Linked DNA regions of Homo sapiens: all the other regions are linked to region 1. The links are chromatin loops, found by intact Hi-C in ENCODE. Cell type or tissue: Caco-2. All regions are shown on one strand. Region 1 has its middle 79 kb from the start of LINC02400. Region 2 overlaps PPHLN1 (periphilin 1). Region 3 overlaps PPHLN1 (periphilin 1).

What was found. Peaks named below come from ENCODE experiments on the same cell type or tissue, not always from the same donor. Only the 100,000 strongest peaks of a DNase experiment are listed, where the experiment ranks them.
Region 2: it touches region 1 in a loop (14-fold over the local background); 2 of 110 quality-filtered maps call a loop at or near these places.
Region 3: it touches region 1 in a loop (36-fold over the local background); 3 of 110 quality-filtered maps call a loop at or near these places.

What each region holds. Positions count from the first base shown.
Region 1 is chr12:41,684,082-41,686,581 of GRCh38, reverse strand. No RefSeq gene overlaps it. Among named protein-coding and RNA genes, the nearest start is that of LINC02400, 79 kb to the left of the region's middle. In Caco-2, a CTCF peak has its summit at 1,401; no DNase peak of the experiment used is centred here.
Region 2 is chr12:42,331,193-42,333,692 of GRCh38, reverse strand. The region is part of intron 1 of PPHLN1 (periphilin 1); the gene reads right to left. Among named protein-coding and RNA genes, the nearest start is that of PPHLN1, 6.3 kb to the right of the region's middle. In Caco-2, a CTCF peak has its summit at 1,217 (motif pointing right); no DNase peak of the experiment used is centred here.
Region 3 is chr12:42,371,389-42,373,888 of GRCh38, reverse strand. The region is part of intron 4 of PPHLN1 (periphilin 1); the gene reads right to left. Among named protein-coding and RNA genes, the nearest start is that of PPHLN1, 46 kb to the right of the region's middle. In Caco-2, a CTCF peak has its summit at 1,491 (motif pointing right); no DNase peak of the experiment used is centred here.

The DNA.
Region 1 (2,500 bases):
CCCAGCTGGTGTCCACTGCAGAATTGCTTGGTTAGCGTATGAGGAAAACCCTCCACACATGTAGGGACACAGAAACATTCAGTGTTGAATAGAGAGTAGAGGTTAGGAAAAATAATACTTTGGGTTTTTGTTTTTCCTATTCTCAGAATGTCAGAGTCAATTTGCAGATTGTTTTTCTGGCTTCTAGGACTTTCTTTTACTCACTTTTTTTTTTTGATACATACAAAATACTGCTACCCCAGTCAAATCTTTACACAGTTTTCTGAAGCAGATTTTTTACTTTTACCTTTTTTCTTGGTTGCTTTCAAGAGCTTCTTTTCCAACATAACATGCAAACAAAACAATTTGCCAACACCTTTTTCATAGTCTCTGTTCTATTTTCTACTTTGCTCTCTAAGCTACTTGTGTCACCACGTTCCTCCTTTCCTCATGTCTCCCTTATATTCTCTGGACTCTTTCAGTTTTGACATAAGTAGATTTAATACCTACAAAGCCACTTATTGTCATTTCTTTCAAGTTCCTGCTGAAAGCTTATTCCTATAACTGTATTATTTCCTTTAAGTTACCTATGGAAGAGAAGTTAGTTAGAATAGGCACTAGAAGCAAAAAGAATCATGGATAAGCTCTCACCCAAGTGATACAATGACCAGCCTGCCAAAGCATGCTGATAGAATACATGTTACCACTCAAGAAAGATGATTGCCTGGACTGCTATTCTTTCTTCACTTTGCATGCTTTAAAATGGAGACCATATTTTATTTTATTTTTTACTATACTGTTATAGTATAAAAATATTTATTTTTAATTTTAGTTTTATTTTATTTCAATAGTTTTTGGGGAACAAGTGGTTTTTTATTATGTGGATAAGCTCTTCAGTGGTGAATTCTGAGATTTTGGTGTATCTGTCACTAGAGCAGTGTACACTGTATCCAATATGTAGTTTTTTATCCCTTACCCACCTTTCACCCTTTCCCCTTCCCCCTGAAGCCCCAAAGTCAGTTGTATCATTCTTATGCCTTTGCATCCTCATAGCTCAGCTGCCACTTATAAGTGAGAACATACAATATTTGGTTTTCCATTCCTGAGTTACTTCACTTAGAATAATGGTCTCTAACTCCACCCAGGTTGTGCAAATGCCATTATTTTGTTCCTTTTTATGGCTGAGTAGTATGCCATCGTATATATACACCAAATTTTCTTTATCCATTCATTGGTTGATGGGCTGGCTCCATATTTTTGCAATTGTGAATTATGCTGCTATAAATATGTGTGTACAAGTGTGCTTTTCATAGAATGACTTCTTTTCCTTTGGGTAGATACCCAGTAGCAGGATTGCTGGATTAAATGATGGTTCTACTTTTAGTTCTTTAAGGACTCTCCCTAGTGGTTGTACTAGTTTACATTCCCACCAGCAGTGTAAAAGTGTTCCCTCTCCACCACATCCATGCCAATATCTGTTATTTTTTGATTTTTAAAATTATGGCCATTCTTGCAGTAGTAAGATGGTATCTCACTGTGGTTTTAATTTACATTTCCCTGATAATTAGTGATATTGGGCATTTTTCATATGTTTGTTGGCCATTTGTATATCTTCTTTTGAGAATTGTCTATTCATGTCCTTTGCCCATTGTTTGATGGGATTATTTGTTTTTCTCTTGCTGATTTGTTTGAGTTTCTTGTAGATTCTGGATATTAGTCCTTTGTTGGATGCATAGTTTATAAATACTTTTTCCCACTCTGTGGGCTTTTTACTCTGCTGATTATTTCTTTTGCTGTGCAGAAGCTTTTTAGTGTAATTAGTTTCCATCTATTTATTTTTTGTTTTTGTTGCATTTGCTTTTGGGTTCTTGGTCATAAACTCTTTGCCTAAGCCAATGTCTAGAAGAGTTTTTCCAATGTTATCTTTTACAAATTTTACGGTTTCAGGTCTTGATTGATATTTTAGTGTATGGAAATTATGGAGCACATGATTTTAATTTTTAATATCATTAACCTATTTTACTTTGTAAAAGCTTTCACATTTGGTTTTTAAAAACTTTTTATAATCTTCACTACAAATCAGAGGAATGGGCAAAGTGAGTATTCTTATTCCCATTTACCAGATTAGATCACTGATGCTTAAAAAGAGTAAGGGATTTTTATGAAGATTGTAAGACTACATGATGCATCCAGAACTCAAATTCAAGTCTCCTGTTTTCTAGTCAAGTGCTCTTTAAAATTCAAGGAGACCATTTTATCTTTTCAAACCTGATTTTAAAATGCTTTTACAATTCAGGTCTCTCCCTGACATCCTTTAGTAAAAACCCATCATTAATTGCCATTTATGTACATCTTAAGAGAACAAAATCTGAAGAGCTTTAAAGTTGGAGACATTTATTTTGTCTACAAGTACATTTTTAAGTCACCTGTTTTCAGTTGTTTGAGACTGTATGACCACCTGCAACAGACATTCAATTGATAAACTCCTAGGAGGGTGACTCATTTTCAGTATTTCACACAC
Region 2 (2,500 bases), 650 kb before region 1:
GGCTAACACAGTGAAACTCTGTCTCTACTAAAAATACAAAAAATTAGCTGGGCGTGGTGGCGGGCGCCTGTAGTCCCAGCTACTCGGGAGGCTGAGGCAGGAGAATGGCATGAACCCGGGAGGCGGAGCTTGCAGTGAGCTAAGATTGTGCCACTGCACTCCAGCCTGGGCAACAGAGTGAGACTCCATCTCAAAAAAAATAAAAATAAAAATAAAAAATAAAAAATAAAAAAAAGGAAGTATAATTGGTACAGATTGGGAAGAATTTGGCAATATTTATTAAAATTTTAAAAACACATATGCTTTGACCTGGCAATTCTACTTCTAGGTATACTTGTACACTTGCATAGCAAAGATTGAAAGGAACTTAAAATATCCATCAAAATAGCACAAATTAAATTGCTGAACCAATCAGTTACATTTATACAAAAGGAATATTTTGTATTCCTTTTGTAAATTGATCAATTATATTTATACAAAAGGAGTATTTTTGCAAACCATTTCAAAGAAAAGTAACCCCAGTAACAATATGAAAAGACTGCCAAGATATACTGCTAAGCAAAGAAAAGCACAGTAAAAAGACCAGGTATGAATATATATGCATATGTACAGACTACTCCTGGGAGTAACAAGAGAATGCAACAGCAATTGCCTCTGGGGAGAACTAGGTAGCTGGGCAGAGGATGAATATTTTACTGCATAATGTATATATACTATTATGTATTACAAAAGTATGTAACTGTTTTTAAAGTTCCTGAAAATCATTCAATAAGCATAACATGTGAAGTGATGATAAAAATGATGAATGTAAATTAATATACTAAAGGAGAATGTAAATAAAAATAAGGTTTTGTAATAAATGAGAAAAATAAACAATAAGAGTTCTAAAGAAATAGTATGTAGTTTAATACTGAAATATTAAAATTTACCGGTGTCCCACAAAAAATGTAACAATAACTACTATATTAAATACTACTATACTATACTTACTTGAGTCCTTTTAGGAATCAAATTTAACGTTTTCAACAATTTCCTGTAAGGGGGGGAAATACAGACGTAAAGATTTGTGTCTGTATAAACCAACCAATATAGAGAAATAATTAAATCTTCATTAATTGTATAAACAGAACTCTCAGGCCAAACTCGCTTCAAACACACTCTTGAAAATAGAAGATATCATTTTGGCCACCAGAGGCCACCCAAGTTTCATAAGAACAAAATTATAATAACAGAATTCTAGTCCTAGAAGTCTAGTCTAGAATTTTGCCAGTTGAGAGCTGGGCAGGTCATCTCTCTTATCCTTATCTCTGAGATTGTACTAGATGTTTAAGGTTGTTTTTAGCTGTTATTGTAAACAATGACTTCAAAATACCTCCATAGTTTAGTATGATGAAAATTACCATCTCCTATGGTAATTAGAAGACAGAATACACTAATATCACCTTATATTCAAATGGAAACTTGCAATTTTCTTTTTCTTTCTTTTCCTTAGACAAGGTCTCACTCTGTTGCCCAGGCGGGAATGCAGTGGGGCAAACACACCTCACTGTAGCCTTGACCTCCTGGGCTCAAGTGATCCTCCCGACTCAACCTCCCTAGTAGCTGGAACCACAGGCATACCACCACACCTGGCTAATTTTATTTTTTATCAAGTCATGGTCTTACTATGTTGCCCCCATGCTAGAACCTTGTAATTTTTAAAGGATTTAAAAATAGCTGATAAGTACAGCAAGCTTCCTGATTAGCGGCATATGTTGTTTATGATATTATCCAGGCTTAGGAAATTGACCAATCAGTTACATTTATACAAAGGTGTTCAGACTCCCAGTGAGTGATCATGTTACCTGCCACATCATCACTACATCTCCTCATATCAGTGCAGTTTCGATGGTACTCCAGAAAAGTTATCTAAGCCAACAAGATATTCAAACTGAAGAATCAACAGAACAATAGAAGGACCCTCTACATCACAATTAGGCAAAGAACAGAATTAGAACTCAGTGTGGAGAATACAAGCTTCATTCAGAAGTGCGCTAATAACTGGTTATGGATTATAAAAATCTCTTTCTCTTATGCCATATTCAATGAAGACGGTATGTTTAATATACCATCATGGGATATTTAATTCCAGAAAGAAAAGAAGCCTTTCTTAGAGCACTCCACTGGGCTATCCAACCACTGTTATGTTAACTTCAACTGAGGGCTGAGAGATTATGGAGGACTTGCACTCTAAGCAAAAGTGTCATGGAAATTGAGAAAACAAAGTCATAGGCAATATCCTTCTGTCAAACCATTAACACTCTGAATCCAAAGTCAAGATAATGGATCTGTTTTTTCATTTTAACCAAACTGGTTATAGTAGCAACTTAGGCTATAGTAACTCTGCATTCCAATCTAGTCAGTTTCCATTATTAAATACACTCAGGATAAATAGCTTCCCCTCCCCACCAAAACTCATTCCTTCGCTTTTTATATTCTTTCAACAACTATTGATAGCCAA
Region 3 (2,500 bases), 690 kb before region 1:
ACCTATTAAATTCTTGCTGAGTGTGCATCCTCAGTACATAGATTGTTGCCCATCTCTAAATAACTACTTTTTATAAATCACCTCTACTTTTATAAATTAAATTTCTTTATTGAGAAATACCATCAACTCAAAGCACCAAGTAAGCCCTAGTAGTAAAACCTTATAAAGCAAAACCATTTTAAAATGTCAAACCAAATCAAAATTACTAAATGAAACCATCATCAACTAAGCCTCTAATAAAAGAACACTTAAGAGTCAAACAGGTTTTAATCCATGATTTAACAAATGTACTGCAACATTAAAGAATACTAAATTTCAGACAGAAGAGTGCTAAGAGACATACCAATAGCATACAATTTCAAGTGCTTGGAAAATCATTTCAGCATCTTGATTGGCAGTCCATAGGATATAAACAGGCTGTTGTCCTAAAGTTCATTTGAACACTAGCTGATTAATACCCCAAATATATTGTCCCTTCAGACACAAGTAAGTTTCCCTGGGAAAAAGCAGAAAATAGCTTAAATTCATTTATGGTAAATGAACTGGTATAGAACACTAATAATGAAATAGAGCATTAAGGAATTCTAGCACTAGTTTAGTCACTAAAACTACAAGGGTCATACCAACAGCACTGGTTAGCCAGAGTGGTGATATGGGTATTAAATAAACAGGTTTTAGAAATTGTGTGAGGTGCTGGGACCCAATGGTGAGCCAAATGTACACAGTCCCTGCCATCACAGAACTCTCGGTTTAATAGGAGAGGCTGACATTAGACAAATATACATAAAACATGTGAATGCAGTCAAGAATGGATGTAGAGAGACTAACGAGGAACCTAACTTAGTCCAGGCAAGAGACAGTGGTATCTTAGATGGGACAGGAGCAGGTGAGGGGTCACAAATTTTACATATACAAGAATATACCCTCTAGACTTAATGGGATGTAGTTAACGTTTTACTAATAAAGTGTGAAAGACGGGATGCCAAGCTGATTCCCATAATTCTGGCATGATAGATTAATGAAATGAGAAAAATAAATTTAAGAAATGAGGATGCAGGTGAGAGGTCCACATTTTGATGGGAGCATGTTATATTTAAGATGTTTGTGTAATATCTAGGTAAGCAACTAAAGATACTAGTCTCAAACTCAGAGGACATTTTTGGCTATCAATATAAATTTGTCTGTAAATAGGCAGTACTTAAAGCCTGGTATAGAGGAAAGCAAAGGAAAAAAAGAACAGCAGGCCTAGAACGTGGGGCTAAAAAAACTCTACCATGAAGAGAGAAATGGGCTGTCGAAGAATGGGAGAACAGAGAAACATTAGAAAGGAGAATGCATTTATCATGGAAGCCAAGGAAAGAGTATTCCAACAAGGAAAATAAAGGTTTCCTACATTGAAATTATATGAGCTCTTATTGGTAACTTGCTTACAGGATAGAGAGGAAAGATTGCCTACCTTCCTCTATTGAAGAGACAAAATGCTGAACTACAGTTTCCTAATCTGACACCAGATGGCAGTAAAATCACAGCAGTACAGAGCTATCAGTGGCCTAAGGTGGCAGGATACACTTGGGGGATGTCAAGTGTCAAATGTCAATAGCTCAGAGTAGAATAATGTCTCTTCTCCCCTTCACATCAATCCTTCTTCTGCTCCCCACCAATTTAAGCAAAAACATCACAACAGGCCTCAATTTTCATAAGTATCCTTTTTGATAAAGTGGTAATATTAGCCATTTTTTCAGATATGTGTGTGTGTATTATATAATGTATATAGTGTCCACCATATGAACAGCACTATAGGGAATTACTCTTGCTTTGAAGAAGCTAAGTATATTGGGAAGGGGGAGTAGGGTGAGAGGGGGTGAGGACCAAATGTTTAAGAAGGCTGGTACAAAGCTACAAAGGTAACTTTGTAAATAGATGGAAAACTGATCCAGGTCTTAAGGAAAGATGAGATTTAGATTAATATTATCTAACAGAAATATAGCCAAGCCACAGAAGAAGTAGTCATATCTAAAGTAAAGAGAAACAGGTCAAATTAATTTTAGCATTTTATTTTACTTAACCCAATATATCCAAAGTATTACCAACATGTAATTGGCATTAAAAAAATTTGGTAAGCTATTTTACATTCTCTTTTTCAACCTAAATATTAAAAATCCAGTGTGCATTTTATGCTTACAGAATATTTCAGTCTAACCTGACGATATTTCAAGTGCTCAAAAGGTACATGCGGTTAGTAGCTCCCATATTGGACAGCATAGATTTAGATGGTGGGAAAAGCATCACAAACTTTAGAAAAAGCAGTAACAGATTAAAGTACTATGTGAACAAGAACTGAAGTAGTTAGAACAGTAAGACCTTAAAAAAGCAGTGAGTAAAAAGCAAAGGTAGAAAACTTTTAAAAAGAGAAATGATAGTATCAAACACTGCAAGTCTCGAGGAGACTATGCATTTAAGACCTAGGAGTTGGCCGGGTGCAGTGGCTCATGCTTACAAT